2 separate regions of the Homo sapiens genome follow, and region 1 is linked to region 2. A link is a loop called in an ENCODE intact Hi-C map of the cell type or tissue named here. Cell type or tissue: HepG2. All regions are shown on one strand.

Region 1 (8,000 bases), 130 kb before region 2:
CCCAGCTACTTGGGAGGCTGAGGCAGGAGAATCACTTGAACCCAGGAGATGGAGGTTGCAATGAGCTGAGATAGCCCCACTGCACTCCAGCCTGGGCAACAAGAGCGAAACTCTGTCTCAAAAAAGTAAAAGGAAGTAGAGAGTAGAATAGTGGTTACCAGAAACCAGGGAGAGTAAGATGGGAGGGGATGGGGAGAGGTTGGTCAATGGGTACAAAGATACAGTGTTTCATTTTTATTATAACTATTTTAAATGGTATGCTGAAAAATTGTGGGTTTCAATAGTTCATTTCTTATACCTACAAAGATAATGTATTTTTGTATATTATCTTTATATCCTAGAACCTTGTAAAACTCATTAATTACTTCAAGGAGCTTTAACTTTTATAATGTGTTTTAATTGTTTTTTGATAATCTTTCAAGGCATTATTTTATACATTCAACTTTCTTTTAGATTTACCCATATATTTGCCATTTTCTTTGCTCTTATTTCCTTTTCACGTCTCATATTTTCCATCTCACTTTTATTCTTCTTGAAGTATATCCTTCATGCTTTATCGTTTGTACTTTTTCCTGATGAAAAACTTTCTCAATTTCTTAATATGAAAATGTATTCATTCTGCTATCATTCTTCAAAGACATTTTCTCTTGGTGTATAATTCTAGACTGTAGTTACTTTCTTTCAATACATTGAAAAAGATCAATTCACTTCCATCTGCCTTCCATTGCTGCTATTGAGGGGTCAACTATCAGTATAAATGCCACTCTTTTGAATGTCATCTGTCTTATTTTCTGGGCCTACATTTTTGTTTTCCTTTTGTCTTTGCTGTTCTTCATTTTCACTGTTAGGGGTAGGTAGAAATATTTTTAAATATCTCACTTGAAATTAAGGGGCTTCTGGAATTGTGGGTTAATGTATTTCATCAGCTGTAGAAAATTTTTACTATATTTTCATTCTCTCTCTATTGTACTTTAGGATTCTACACGAATGATTGTTAGATGTTTTCTCTCTATCACCCCATGTCTCTTAATCTCTTGTTTTATTTTCCATCCTTTATTTTCTCTGTGTTGAATTCTGGATAATTTTTTCAGACTTATTTTCAAATTCACCAGTTATCTTTTTATCCATGAGTAATCTGCTAATAATTTTATACATTATCATATATCCATATATATATTCATTTCTAGAAGTTATAACTTTTCCAAATCTGTTGGAAATCTGGTTCTTTTCCAAATCTGTTGTCACTTTATAAGGTTTCCTGTTTGCACAGATACTTTGTCTTTTATTTATGTAAATATTGAAAGCATAGTTGTTTTACAACCCTTGACTGATAATTCCAGTATCTGGAGACTTCGTGAATTTTGTTTTGTTGTCTATTATTTCTGTTTGTCCTCATGCACCGTGCTTTCTTTTTGTGTGAATAGCACTGTTTGATGCTAAAATATTTTTGAAAAATTATTTGTAGGAAAAAATTTGAGTTCTGGTATGAAAGGTACTTCTTCAAAAGAAAATGCACATTTGCTAAAGCCAAATATCTGAAGACACTATCTGTTCAAAATCACTCAGACTAAATTCAACGCTTGAGGGGTTTGGGCTTGTTTTGGCATTTCAAAAGATGTCAATTTCAGCTAACAGTACATTCAAAGCCCAATTTACTTCTGCTTCACCCTGACTGAACGGTAGAGCCCTTTGGAATTTCAGCTTAAAATGGAGAAGATCTCCTCTTAGACTCCCCACCTTGGGCAGGCGATGTCACCTTGGCTGTTAAAGTTCCAATTTCTCCAGATTGGCAAAGACCTTCAATGGCCTCTGGGCTCCCCGTACCTCTCTGGGTTCCTGCTTTCCCTTCAAGTTTGCCCTAGAAATTCTTCACTCTCTTTCAGCTTTTCAATGTTTTTTAAAAACATTTTATTTCTTGCATTTTATCCATAATATATAGGGTTTTCTCCCTGCAAAAAGATTGGTCCAAATAACCTAATTGAACATTACTAGAAACAAATTAATGGATAATATTTAGAGAAAAGCCCCATTACAGATTGGAATTGTATAGGTCCTGATGTGACAAGGCTACAGTGCATTATTTTTATTTATTTTCAGTTTGTTTTTGTGAGGAGGGGGTGCCCATTCCAGTTTCTGCAAACAACAACCTTATTTTAGGGGAAAAATGAAACATTCAATAGCAGTCTTTGTCTTTTGGTATCAGCAATGAAAAGATTTTCTTCCCCATCTATTAGTGGGGGAAGGGTCAAAAACATTTTTTACTCTATCAGTTTCTCTTTTCAGACATATTTATATAATTTTACAATTTCCTTTATGTTACAAAATATTTGTTAGCAATTCTCAAATTTACCTTTCCTATTTTGCGCTTACATGTCTTTGTTATTCCTCTTTCCTGCTTTTCTCTTATTTGTATGAGGACAAGGGTTAAGGTTTGCACGTTCCTTTTTATGGTCTTTTTTGTGGGAGGCACAGAGGGATGAAGGAGAACTTTATATTTTTCCTGTCTTACTTGGACTTTTGGTCTGCTAGCCTATATTTTTTAATTCACTTTCTTTGTTTTTCTGGGAAAGCTATCAAGTGCTGATGCAGAAGTTTCTCTGAGTTTTATGGTGATGGGATTGGATTCAGAAAAAAATTTTAAAGGTAAATAAATAAGGGAGGATTATAAGAAGTTTCGAAGAAACTACAAGTCAGACTTTTTGTAACAACTGGATTATCTCATCTATTAATAAATCCAACTTCATCAAGCAATAACTTGCTGCTCTCTCATTATAATCAATGCTTAAAAAGTGTTCCTAGTCTTGTCATTCGTGAGTCACCACTATTAAAAACTGCACTACCTAGGGGTTTTGTGAAGAAGGGAGACTCCACCCATATACACCCACACTGAATGAATCAAGAGTTGATACTTGAGAAAATAAAAGATAAGTAACAAGCCAAAATATGACAGAAGAGGCTGATACAAACAAAAAGATATCAAGCAGAAAAAAAATTAATGAGATATAAAATTAATAATTATTTGGGATTATTAAAACATTGGAGGCCATATTGTCACTTCATTACAAGCTATGCATGTCTATAAATTATCTAGGACCTCCAGTTTTCTAGATGAGATATTACACCTTCACTGTGAATTCTCTTTATTTCTCCTAAATTCAGTGATCCTCTGTTCTGATGGAGCCTTAGGAGATCCACTCTAATAATATGTTTCATCACAGTCATTCGAAAAGCTAGTAAGAGGTATCATAAGAAAAAATTCCTCATTAAATTAGACTGGGAAATACCAAATTAAACAAAGTCAACCAATTTTCTCTAGTGTACATTTCCTTGAGCCTTCAGCATGCTAATTGGCTTGACAAATCTCTAAGAGAGAAGTTAGTATATAGTAATCCTTTTTTATTGAGCATGTCTTGGAACACATGCTCTGTGGAACATGCTGCGAGAAATTTAGCTGTAAAGTGTAGAGTGAGAATTTTGAAAAAGAGGGAGAGAAAAATCTATTTCTTCATCCTGTTGGAAGTTACATTACCAGTAAAGCCCTAAGAGTCTTTATCTCATTTTCTAATATTGTGTGTAACACATTCATTATCCTTGGAAATCTAAGATATTGAAAAGTTAAGTAACTTGTCCAAGATCATACATTTGTAAGCGGAAGAACTAGGATTTGAGTTCAGAGGTTCTTGATTCATGCCCTTAACAGTATATCTATCAAAAAATCTTTCTGGTGTTTACACCCATTCCTGAGTAAGAACAATTCTTGTAAGAAAATGTACATAAACACATAAATTTCCACAGGTCGCTGACATTCTGATGGTTAAGACAACTGTGTCATCAGGGATGGATTGAATGTTACAAAATGTGTTTGGGTGTTTGTCCTGTACATACATTTTGATTAACTGGCCTAGCACACAGGTACAATTTAGAAGGACCTAACCTTCCACCTTGCTCATCAGGAATGAGAAAAATGCCTATGGCATTCATAAAGTACACCAGTCTACATAGCTTCTTCTATCACTGGGAGGGAATAGGGTCCAGTTTCACCAGCAGCATCTCCCTTCTGTCTGCTCCTCATGTATTCATTCTCTTTTACATCCCTTCCTGATTCTAATCCAAGTTTCTGTTTTAGAAGTGATTATCAAGTAAAAAAATTGCTGGTGGAATTCTTATGTGGTTCATGTTAGACGTGAGATTTACAGAGAACTTGACAGGTACCAAGTCTCATTCCTTTTAAATGATACACTAAACGTGCCCAGAGATGTTTCAGATTGTCCCAGGAACATACATACCAGGATTCGTTAGGGCATGATGTTTATCTGTGCATCCAAGTTGAAATGGTGAAAGACTTGCATATGATTCCTTCCAAGTCCTCAACAATTTATTTTTAAGGAGACAAGGTTTTATATTTAAACCAAATCCAAAAACCCCCACAAGTACAATAATAGAGAATCGGTTAAATAAAATATGACAAAAGATCAAAAAGTCTTTAAAATGTTTATAGGTTGTTAATGATAAGGAGAAACACTCATGATGCAACTTACTCATTCTGCAAATATTTATTTAGCATGTACTATGTATCAGGCTTTCTTTTAAAGACTGGGGACAGACTGAATAGAAATAAGCGGCCCCCTCGTCCATGCCCCTTTTGTCAAAGGAATCACTGGAAGGCCCACTGCCCCAGGGGACGAAGGTCCTCTGAGTCAGAAGCCACTAATCAGATGATCCAGCAGCAGGACTGAGGGTGCCCGGGGCAAGTGCCAGCCCATGCCATCACCCTCACAGAGCCCTGGGTATGCATGACCATTGAGGTCCAGGAGGTTAACTGCCTCCTGGACACTGGCACAGCCTTCTCAGTCATACTCCTCTGTCCTGGACAACTGTCCTCCAGATCTGTCACTATCCAAGGGGTCCTAGGACAGGCAGTCACTAGATAACTTCTCCCAGCCACTAAGTTGTGACTGGGGAACTTTACTCTTTTCACATGTCTTTTTAATTATGCCTGAAAGCCCCACTCCTTTGTTAGGAAGAGACATTCTAGCAAAAGCAGGAGCCATTATACACTAGAATTAGGGAAAAGAAAAGAGTAAATATATATACAGATTCTAAGTATGCTCACCTAGTCCTCCAAGCCCACGTAGCAATATGGAGAGAAAGGGAATTCCTAACTTCTGAGGGAACACCTATCAAACATCAGGAAGACATCAGGAGATTATTATTGGCTGTACAGAAACCTAAAGAGGTGGCAGTCTTACACTGCCAGGGGCATTAGAAAGGAAAGGAAAAGGAAATAGAAGGGAACCGCCAAGCGGATATTGAAGCCAAAAGAGCCGCAAGGCAGGACCCTCCATTAGAAATGCTTATAGAAGGACTCCTAGTATGGGGTAATCCTCTCTGGGAAAACAAGCCCCAGTACTCAGCAGAAGAAATAGAATGGGGAAGTTCATGAGGACATAGTTTCCTCCCCTCAGGATGGCTAGCCACCGAAGAAGGAAAAATACTTTTGCCTGCAGCTAACCAATGGAAATTACTTAAAAGCCTTCACCAGACCTTTCACTTAGGCATTGACAGCACCCATCAGATGGCCAAATCATTATTTACTGGACCAGGCCTTTTCAAAACTATCAAGCAGATAGTCAGGGCCTGTGAAGTGTGCCAAAGAAATAATCCCCTGCCTTATCACCAAGCTCCTTCAGGAGAACAAAGAACAGGCCATTACCCAGGAGAAGACTGGCAACTAGATTTTACCCACATGCCCAAATCTCAGGGATTTCAGTATCTACTAGTTTGGGTAGATACTTTCACTGGTTGGGCAGAGGCCTTGCCTTGTAGGACAGAAAAGGCCCAAGAGGTAATAAAGGCACTAGTTCATGAAATAATTCCCAGATTCGGACTTCCCCGAGCCTTACAGAGTGACAATGGCCCCGCTTTCAAGGCTGCAGTAACCCAGGGAGTATCCCAGGCGTTAGGCATACAATATCACTTACACTGTTCCCGGAGGCCACAATCCTCAGGAAAAGTTGAGAAAAAGAACAAAACACTCAAACGACATCTAAAAAAGCTAACCCAGGAAACCCACCTCGCATGGTCTGCTCTGTTGCCTATAGCCTTACTAAGAATCTGAAACTCTCCCCAAAAAGCAGGACTTAGTCCACACGAGATGCTGTATGGATGGCCCTTCTTAACCAATGACTTTGTGCTTGACTGAGAGATGGCCAACTTAGTTGCAGACATCACCTCCTTAGCCAAATATCAACAAGTTCTTAAAACATTACAGGGAACCTGTCCCCGAGAGGAGGGAAAGGAATTTTTCCACCCTGGAGACATGGTATTAGTCAAGTCCCTTCCCTCTAATTCCCCATCCCTAGATACATCCTGGGAAGGACCCTACCCAGTCATTTTATCTACCCCAACCGTGGTTAAAGTGGCTGGAGTGGAGTCTTGGATACATCACACTCAAGTCAAACCCTGGATACTACCAAACGAAACTGAAAATCCAGGAGACAACACTAGCTATTCCTGTGAACCTCTAGAGGATCTGCGCCTGCTCTTCAAGCGACAACCGTGAGGAAAGTAACTAGAATCGTAGATCCCCATGGCCCTACCTTGTCATATTTTTCTTTTTACTGTTCTCTTACCCCCTTTCACTCTCACTGCTCCTTCTCCATGCTGCTGTACTACCAGTAGCTCCCCTTACCAAGAGCTTCTATGGAGAATGGAGCTTCCCAGAAATATTGATGCCCCATCGTATAGGGGTTTTTCTAAAGGAAACCCCACTTTCACCACCCACACCCATGTGCCCCTGCACTTCAGGCCATACATTTCAATCCCTGTATCTTTAACTTCCTTGTTAAGTTTGTCTCTTCCAGAATCAAAGCTGTAAAACTACAAATTGTTCTTCAAATGGAGCCCAGATGCAGTCCATGACTAAGATCTACTTCGGACCCCTGGACCGGCCTGCTAGCCCATGCTCCAATGCTGATGACATCAAAGGCACCCCTCTGGAGGAAATCTCAACAGCTTGACCCCTACTATGCCCCAATATGCTCTAAATGCAGGAAGCATTTAGAGCGGTCGTTGGCCAACCTCCCCAACAGCACTTGGGTTTTCCTGTTGAGACGGGGGACTGAGAGACAGGACTAGCTGGAATTCCTAGGCCGACTAAGAATTCCTAAACCTAGGTGGGGAAGGTGACTGCACCCACCTTTAAACATGGGGCTTGTAACTCAGCTCACACCCCACCAACCAGGTAGTAAAGAGGGCTCACTAAAATACGAATTGGGCTAAAAGCAGGAGGTAAAGAAATAGTCAAATCATCTATCATCTGAGAGCACAGGGAGAGAGACAATGATTGGGATATAAACCCCAGGCATTCGAGCTGGGTGGGGCAACCCCCTTTGGGTCCCCTCCCTTGTATAGGAGCTCTGTTTTAACTCTATTAAATCTTGCAACTGCAAAAACAAGAAAGACTGGAGACAGAGCAGTGAATAAAATACCCATGATCATGGGACTAGCATTCTGGTGGAGGGACAGATGTCAACAAGAGTCAGATGAGTGACAGATGTGTTTCATCCATTAAGGTTCTCGTGGAGGCTGGAGCCTCTCCCTAACCTCAGCTTTACTGACACCAAACACAATTGCCCTCCTCCATTTTCTCCAGCATGCTCTTCAAATAGGATCATTTTCTCAGCGTGCCACGATGGAGAAAATGTTAGGAAGTCCTACACAAAGAAAATACACAGGTAATATCACAGTTATTGATATGAAGGAAGATAAAGCAAGGTCGGGAGAAGAAGAATAATGGCAGTGTGATTTTATGTACCTGGTAACAAAAGGCCTGTTCATGGAGGGAATTTTTGAGCAAAGCTCAGAATGAAGTGAGGAAGTAAGTCATGTGGATAGTTAGAACCTTCCAGACAGAGGGAACAGCAAGTGTAAATGTCCTGAGGAATGAGCATATTTAGTATGCTAGAAGCACAGTAAAAAAGCCGGTGTGGTTAAAGAGT
Region 2 (8,000 bases):
TGCACTTACTTCATAGGGTTGTGAGGATTAAGCAGGGTTAAGCGCACAGCACCTGGCATATAGAGTAAGATGCAGTACAATGTATCTTGGTAAATAAATATAAAGCCAGAGGGCTGTGAGAGCAAAGAGGAGTCTCAGACACTTCTGAAAGGTTTCCTACAAGATTTGCTGGAATCTCCATGGTGGGGGGAAAAGAGAAACCTGGGACCAGAAGGACCAATAAAAGAAAGGTAGAGAGACAGCTAGGAAAAGCATTATGGAAGCACTTCCTCACTAGACGGTGAGCATGAGGAAGGTGGTGAGCATGAGGAAGGTGGTAAGCAGGCGTGATTTACATCTGTATCTCCTGAGCCCATCTGAGTGCCTAAGTATAGTGAAATTAAGTAGAAATCTATTGAACTAAAAGGATCTGGAAGCCTCCCAGAACTGGAATCAATGCAAAGGAAAACAGAACAATTCTCTTCCTGATCACCAGGCTGAGGCTGGGAACAGTTAGTCACAATCACAGGTATTGTTAGGGTCATTTATGAGGTGAGTCATAAGTAATTTGTTAACAATAACAAAGCGTGGAAGTGTCCCAATGATGTGCTCCTTCACAGATTAGAGCAGATTCAAGGTTATCACTATAGCAATGATGTAGCCCAATATGCTTTGTTGAGTGAGTTTGCTCCTGAGAGTGTGTTGCACACATTTGCATACTGATTGCAATGTAGATCAAGGCAAACAAGAAAAAATAAAAACAAATGAAAGTCAACTGATTCAGGCTAGAGAAGTATTGGACCTCTTCTGATTTTCACTGTGAGCGAGAAGTCAGTTCGCTGGCTCCATCTTTCCTCCCATGACCCACAGTAGGAACAGATCGGGGGAGGAGGGCAATGCTGCCTTTATTTATAGGAAGCAGCAGAGAAATCCTTTTTAAATGATTTATTTTAATAATGTAAAAAGTGAAACCATATAATTTGTATTTTCTTAGCACTTTGTGGATTATAAATATTCTCACATGCCTTATCACTTAGATGATCAGTTTGGCTTATGTGAAAGACCTGCAGTTGAAGGCTGACTTAGCAAGGATGTCATCTAAATGGGATCTGAGGGTTGGAGTCTTTATCCATGGAATACAAACCAGCCTGTGTTAGGAATTATGTAATCCATACTTTCCCAAAAGCACACCTCACACCCAATGCATCTTTAAAAAAAAAAAAAGGTTGGAAGTGAAGGGGATCAGGATATGCCACCATAAAATATGCTATTTCGGCATAAGGATTATTTTGAGCTGAAAGCAATTGAGAATCAACTGGTGCTGCAAAAGTTCTCTGCCTCCCTTTTGTCTGCATAAAAGTAGGGCATAAATTTATCATGAAAAAGGTGCCCTCCCTTTATCAGGAAGAGAAGCATAACTCTTATCACTGAAGATGGGGAGTTGATGCTGAGATCAGTCTGCATAAACAGAATTTACTAAAATAATCCTTCTCTTCTATTAGTTCCCCCCATATATTTCCTAGTGACTTTCCCACAATTTATCACCCCTAGAAGCTCCAACTCTCTTTGCTTTTTCTAGCCACTTTCTCACAATTTATTGCCCTTCATAAAAATGATATATAAGCCCTCATTATAACCACTTCTTTGAGACTTCTTTTCTGCGAACAGTCATGTACATAAAAATACTAAATAAAAACTGTACCTTTTCTCCCGCTAATTTGTCTTTTGTCAGTTTAATTTGCAAGTCCCAGGTATTGAACCTAAGACGATAAAGGAAACGTTTTTTCTTCCACAACAGAAGGAAGGGATGGAGGAAGGAAAGGACTGAGGGAGAGAGGGAGGGAGCAAAGGAGGAAGGGAGCGAGGGAGGGAGGGAGAGAGGAAGGAAGGAAGGAAGGAAGGAAGGAAGGAAGGAAGGAAGGAAGGAAGGAAGGAAGGAAGGAAGGAAAATGTTTTTCTTTTATTTGTCTGACACTCAAGCAACTTTGGGATTGTATCTCTTGGCTTCCAGTTTGTCCTCCAGTCTCACAAGGCAGATAATAGCAGGAAGGCCTAGATGCTGACCATGGAAACCTGAAATACATAGTTGAGGGCATATCACTTTCTCTCCAGAACCAAAGCCTTTACCCTGTTCTCCCACAAAGCCTCCTAGAGTCCACATCAGCCCCACATCAGCACTCAGTAGAGACTGGCTCTAAATCTCTCATCACCGTGGGTTGTCACACCTAGATAAGTCCTGTGATTTAAACAGTGACCTTTTCAAATGGCTTTGCCACTTAATTACACAGACTGTACACTTATGAGTAAAAAGAAACATACCTCCACGTACAATCACTGAGACAGACAAGGTAGAATTCTTTATTTATTATTATTTCAGGATTTTGATGTGATTGTTTGGTATCTGCTAGACTCAATGGACATGTAACTTCACAACTGAAGACTTCTTTTACTTCATTTCACACCCCGCAACATGCCAGTTATTTTTCTAAAATACAAATCTTTTTATGTCATTCACCAACTCAAAATTCTTCGGTGGTTAATTCCCCCATTGTCTATAGAGAAAAATTATAATTCTTTAGCTTGACATACAAATCCCTTTCAATATTTGAATCCTGCCAAATTTGTAGCCACAACTACCAATAGTCTACTCCTCCCCATCCCCCACAATAACATATTAACTCCAGTCATATCATATTAGTTCTGATTCCCTGAAAAACACCATGATTTTAAGGTAGAAGTCTTTATTCCCATTTTAGTGAATGTGATTCACTCCAATACCTTCATCCCCTAACAGGACTGTAAACATCTTGAGGCCTTTGATCATGTCTTTTTGCATTCTTTGCAATGCCTTGGCTAGAGCTAGACACATAATGACAAATGTTAAATGGTTACCTATAGAAACATTGGCCTCCCTTGGTTTTATTAAATTCTTGCTACCAAGTTTTTGGTGCTGTTATTGTTTTTTTGGGCTATTTCTCTGCCTGAGTGCTATCCTTCTATGAGGACACCCCAAATGGAAGTATACTATGGGTAACTATTTTAAAAATAAACAAATCAGCAAAGTAAAACCCAGGCAGGCTGAAGCCAAATGTATCACTTCTTGCACATGCTAATGGGTGGCATGGGGCACCGTTTGCAAGAGACAGTTACAAAGTTCTAACTTACTTATCTAGTAATGTATTTACAATGAATCCTTTGTAGCAACAGATCAAAGAACAGCATTTATTAACCTATATCTGTATTTGATTGTACAGCAAATTAGCACAAACACACACCCAGAGATCAGCTTCAATTTCCTCATGCAACACTGGCTCTCTAAAGAGAAATAAATTTTCTGACCCAGAACAAAGTTTTGGAAAGACAAATTTTTGAAAAACAAGCATTTATAACGGCATTTATAATGTTAATGGGGTTCAACTTGAAAAATTACCCAATTGGCTCATGAGAAAACATACTTCTTTAATAAACTGCTATGAGTGGGAGTGGGCAGGAGTTGGGGAGAGAAACAGTGGAAGTAGTGAGAGCATGATAAGTGAAGCAAAGAAGAAGACGTGTGTGTGTGTGTGTGTGTGTGTGTGTGTGTGTGTGTGTGTGTGTGTGTGTAGACCTGTACACAAAACCTCCATTATTTTTATGCTTTCATTTCTACACAGCCAGATAATGTCAGGTAAAAGTATAACTTATGACTCAGTCAGAGCAATGCTTTTGCTTTGATATATCGATGTTGGCTGAGTCAAGTAAGGGTGGAGATGGCAAGAGAAAGATAATAAGTAGCAAATATATGTGTTCAGCGGAAAGACAAAGCTCTCACTTTGAAGAGCTGAGTTCAGAGGTTTCAAAGGGCACACAGGAAATGCTCCAACAGCATAAACTGGGCCCCAAGCGCCATTCCAGCCAACTTTCAGCCCTCCACATGGCTTTATCTGATCTCATGATTCTCTGTCTCCAGAACCAAAGTACCCACAAAGAAGAATGGCTTTGTGATAAAAATCAGATCAGGGCTTCGATCACTTTTATGATCACTAGAGACCTGGAGGTATAGAGATGAGAAGGTAAAAGGCAGACAGTCAGACTATGGTGGGTTCCCCTGAGTTATGGGGAAAGTTATAAATTATTTACTAAGGCACACACAGTGCCTGTTTTTATGACGAATATAATAGCCTGAATACCAAAAGAAAAACTAAATTGAGCTCTGAATCAGGTCTGAAAAACATTACAAACCCATCTCTATCTTTCAAAACTATATACAAGACAGCATTTTGGTAATTTGATGTATGTAAACTGAGCCTCAGTTACCCACTTGGGCCAAAAAAGGAGAAAAACAGGCATTTAGGGCTTGCCGTTTTCCTCTTTGAGGTTAAAAAAAAGTCACCAATATGAAGTAATTAGAAATTAAGTCCAGGAGACCAAATTATGAGTTCTACTATTTTCCCAACATAAAACGCCATCCGCAGAGCAGAAAGATGAAATTTCATAGAAAGTCTTCAAAGAGGAAAAGCAATGGTCTTTTCCCTCTGCTACTCTGTAGTTTGTCCTCATCTTGTGGGAATTGGGGCCCATGGTTAGGAGAAAAGAGTGTGTACTTTCAGTATAATAGCAAAACAGTTACAGTCAAAGACATTGTGTGGGAGAAGAGTATATGCTAGATTTACATCAGATTTGAGAATCAGGTACCACTGGTTAACATGGAAGGTTTCACAGAAAATTGTTTATGTCAGAGGAGATGGTGCCCAAGATTTCAAACATCTGGCTATATAAACATCCATGGGGAATCAGTATAGACATCACAGATAATTCATGGGAGGTAGTTTGTACTCATAATTGGATATTTTCACAAATGTTTTCTTAAGAAAAACCATAGAAAATGAAGTTGGCCTTAGAATAACTGAACACTCTGATAAGCAATATACCCCCAGAAATGTTCCAGACTTTTGCTGCTTTACTCCTATCTCTTTAACAAGTGGAAAAACTCTTCTTCTTTACAACCTATGTCTGTATCTGGTACTGCAACACTCAAAATATCCACTTTATTGAGAGGCTACTGATCATAAAGAAAGAAAAAAAATGTAGATAGCAATGCTGTGGTTTATCACATGCTGCACAGAACCAATGTGAACTTCCCTTTTTTGATTCATAGAATTCTATGTATTCATAAAATTCAAACAATAAACATGGCTCCTCTAATGATTTCTCTCTTTGCTTGATTTCACTGGGAGACTAGCCTAGTGCCTCCCTCTGATAGCTCAGGAGTCCCTGGGCCTCTGTTATCAGCCTTTGGACTTGGATTAGAGAAGTTATTTTCTTTAATTGATCATGAATTTACAGTCAATGGTATATAGTCACTCTGTCTAAGCAGTTCTGTGAGTGGAGGGCAGGAAAAATAAATTTTCAGAATAATCGGAACGTCTGAATCCAGGAAATTTTCCTGGACTGCTGGGACTTAGTAAGGCAGCAATGTAAAGGTAAAAAGCAGTGGCCCTCAAGGCAGCAAACCTTGGATGCATGGCCATGAGGGTCTTACTTGCTATCTCTCAGAAGAAGCAGCATGCTAGAGCGGCCTCTAAGAAGAGCTCAAATCTCTGCTCTTCTAGCACAATGCTAAATCATGTGTTTCATAGAAATGGGGATGGGAGTGGGTGAGTGGGTGCAAATCCACTAACTTTTCTTGAGCAGTCAAAGTCAAGCAAGCACTGCTAATGGTGGTGATTGCATCTGGATCAATGTAGGGGAGGAAAAATATCCTTTTCTCTACCTATCCTAGGTTTATGGCCTGTAACAAAAAGCAGCTTAATCAGAAAACCATACAGGTTTATTTCAAATAAGTTTTACGTGACATGAGAGCCTTCATAAGGAAATGAAGACCAAAGAAACAGGTACATTTGAGTGTTTTTATTCTAGGTTTGATGAAGAATGAACAGTCATGGAGAAATATGATAGGACAAAGAATATTATCTAATGGTAATAAATGGGGCAGGGACTTAACGAGGCCTGTTTGTTTGAATTTTTCTCTGTGTTCCTCCATTTTCAGAGATAAGGATGCTTTTTCCTTCCCTGTAGGTCTAAGGAGGGCATCTGTCAGATGAGGGTCATATAACCTACTTTAGGGGAAGGTCAGTGTATTAGTTGGTTTTCATGCTGCTGATAAAGGCATACCTGGACTGGGCAATTTATAAAAGAAAGAGGTTTAATGGACTTACAGTTCCACGTGGCTGGGGAGGCCTCACAATCATGTTGGAAAACAAGGAGGAGCAAGTCACATCCTACGTGGATGGTGGCAGGCAAAGAGAGAGAATGAGAGCCAAGCAAAACGGGCTTCCCCTTATCAAACCATCAGATCTCATGAGACTCATTCACTATCACAAGAACAGTGCAGGAAAGACTCGCCCCCATAATTCAATCACCTCCCACTGGGTTCCTCCCATGACATGTGGGAATTGTGGGAGTTACAATTCAAGATGAGATTTGGGTGGAGACACAGCCAAACCGTCTCAGTCAGAGAGTCCTTCCTAGGTTTTATAATCCACTTCAGGGGAGAAGTATGGGGAAAGGTAAGACCAATGGTCCAGTTTCTGCTATTTTCTTCAATATGACAAGATGCCATCTTTTGGAGTAGTGTGTCCTGAACCCCATCGCCTATGTGGCAACAGATTTCATCTTTCCTTTGCAGAGGATACAGAAAAACAGGACACAGAAGCTAACAAGAAACTCCCAGGAACTCGAGGCACAGGGGCAGGTTCATGTCACAATACTCTTTCTCTCCATCTTTTCCTCTCCTTCAGCCATTTTTCGGGACCTAAGATGCTAAACTTAGGGTCCTTCTTTCTCAGGCCTTTCCAGGAGTTCTTCCTCATCCTTGGCTCCCATCTCCCCTTCTGACTCCTCTGGGCCCCTGAGTCCTCTACTCAGTTGGAGGAAGTTGGCTTTATCTGCCATGGCCTCTGCATCTCTAGGCCATGCTAGAAGCCCACTATATAACCATCCAATAAGTTCTTCTTGCCTGCTTCCCAGATGAAGCTAATTTATCAAGACAGGGTTATTGCAATAGAAAAAGAGTTTAATACAAGAAGAGCCAGCTAAATGGGAGACCAGAGTTTTATTATTACTCAAACGAGCCTCTCTGAAAATGTGGAGGCTAGGTTGTTTTTTTTTTTCCTTGAGACAGAGTCTTGCTCTGTTATCCAGGCTGGAGTGCAGTGGAGTGATCTCGGCTCACTGTAACCTCCGCCTCTGGGTTCAAGCAATTCTCTGCCTCAACCTCCCAAGTAGCTGGGATTACAGGTGCCTGCCACCATGCCCGGCTAATTTTTTTTGTATTTTTAGTAGAGACAGGGTTTCACCATCTTAGCCAGGCTGGTCTTGAACTCCTGACCTCGTGATCCACCCACCTCAGACTCCCAAAGTGCTGGGATTGCAGGTGTGAGCCACTGCGCCCAGCCAGGTTTTTTAAAAGATAGTTTGGTGGGCAAGGGGCTAGGAAATGGTCCTGCTGATTGGTTGGGGATGCTATCATAGGAGTGTGGAAAATAGTCCTCATGCACTGAGTCCACTTCTGGGTGTGGGCCACAAGGCCAGCTGAGTCATGAGTTGGTGTCTCCAGTCTAGATGGGGCCATTGGATCATCTGAAATGCAAAAATCTGAAAAGACATCTCAAAAGGCCAATGTTAGGTTCTACAATAGTGATGTTATTTACAGGAGTAATTGCGGAAGTTGCAAACCTTGTGGCCTCCAGAATAATGGCCGGTAATCATTTATGCCTACATCTTAGTGGAATTCAGGCCCCAATCATCCTCCCAACCTGGTGGCCTTTCATTAGTTTTACAAAGACAGTTTAGTTTTGGGGAGGGCTATTATCATTTAAATTATAAATTTCTCCCAAAGTTAGCTTGGCCCATGCCTTGATCAAGGGCAATTTGGAGGTTAAAGGCAAGATAGAGTTGGTTGGATCAGACCTCTTTCACTGTCATAATTTTCTGACTGTTATAATTTTTGCAAAGGCAGTTTCAACTTCAGTTGCTGAAGC

What was found. A loop is a pair of places that touch in the nucleus more often than their neighbours do. Peaks named below come from ENCODE experiments on the same cell type or tissue, not always from the same donor. Only the 100,000 strongest peaks of a DNase experiment are listed, where the experiment ranks them.
Region 1: it touches region 2 in a loop (3-fold over the local background); 3 of 110 quality-filtered maps call a loop at or near these places.

What each region holds. Positions count from the first base shown.
Region 1 is chrX:46,182,129-46,190,128 of GRCh38, forward strand. No RefSeq gene overlaps it. Among named protein-coding and RNA genes, the nearest start is that of LINC01186, 140 kb to the right of the region's middle. In HepG2, no CTCF peak of the experiment used is centred here; DNase peaks (open chromatin) are centred at 3,983 and 4,603.
Region 2 is chrX:46,316,811-46,324,810 of GRCh38, forward strand. No RefSeq gene overlaps it. Among named protein-coding and RNA genes, the nearest start is that of LINC01186, 6.9 kb to the right of the region's middle. In HepG2, no CTCF peak of the experiment used is centred here; DNase peaks (open chromatin) are centred at 3,171 and 3,681.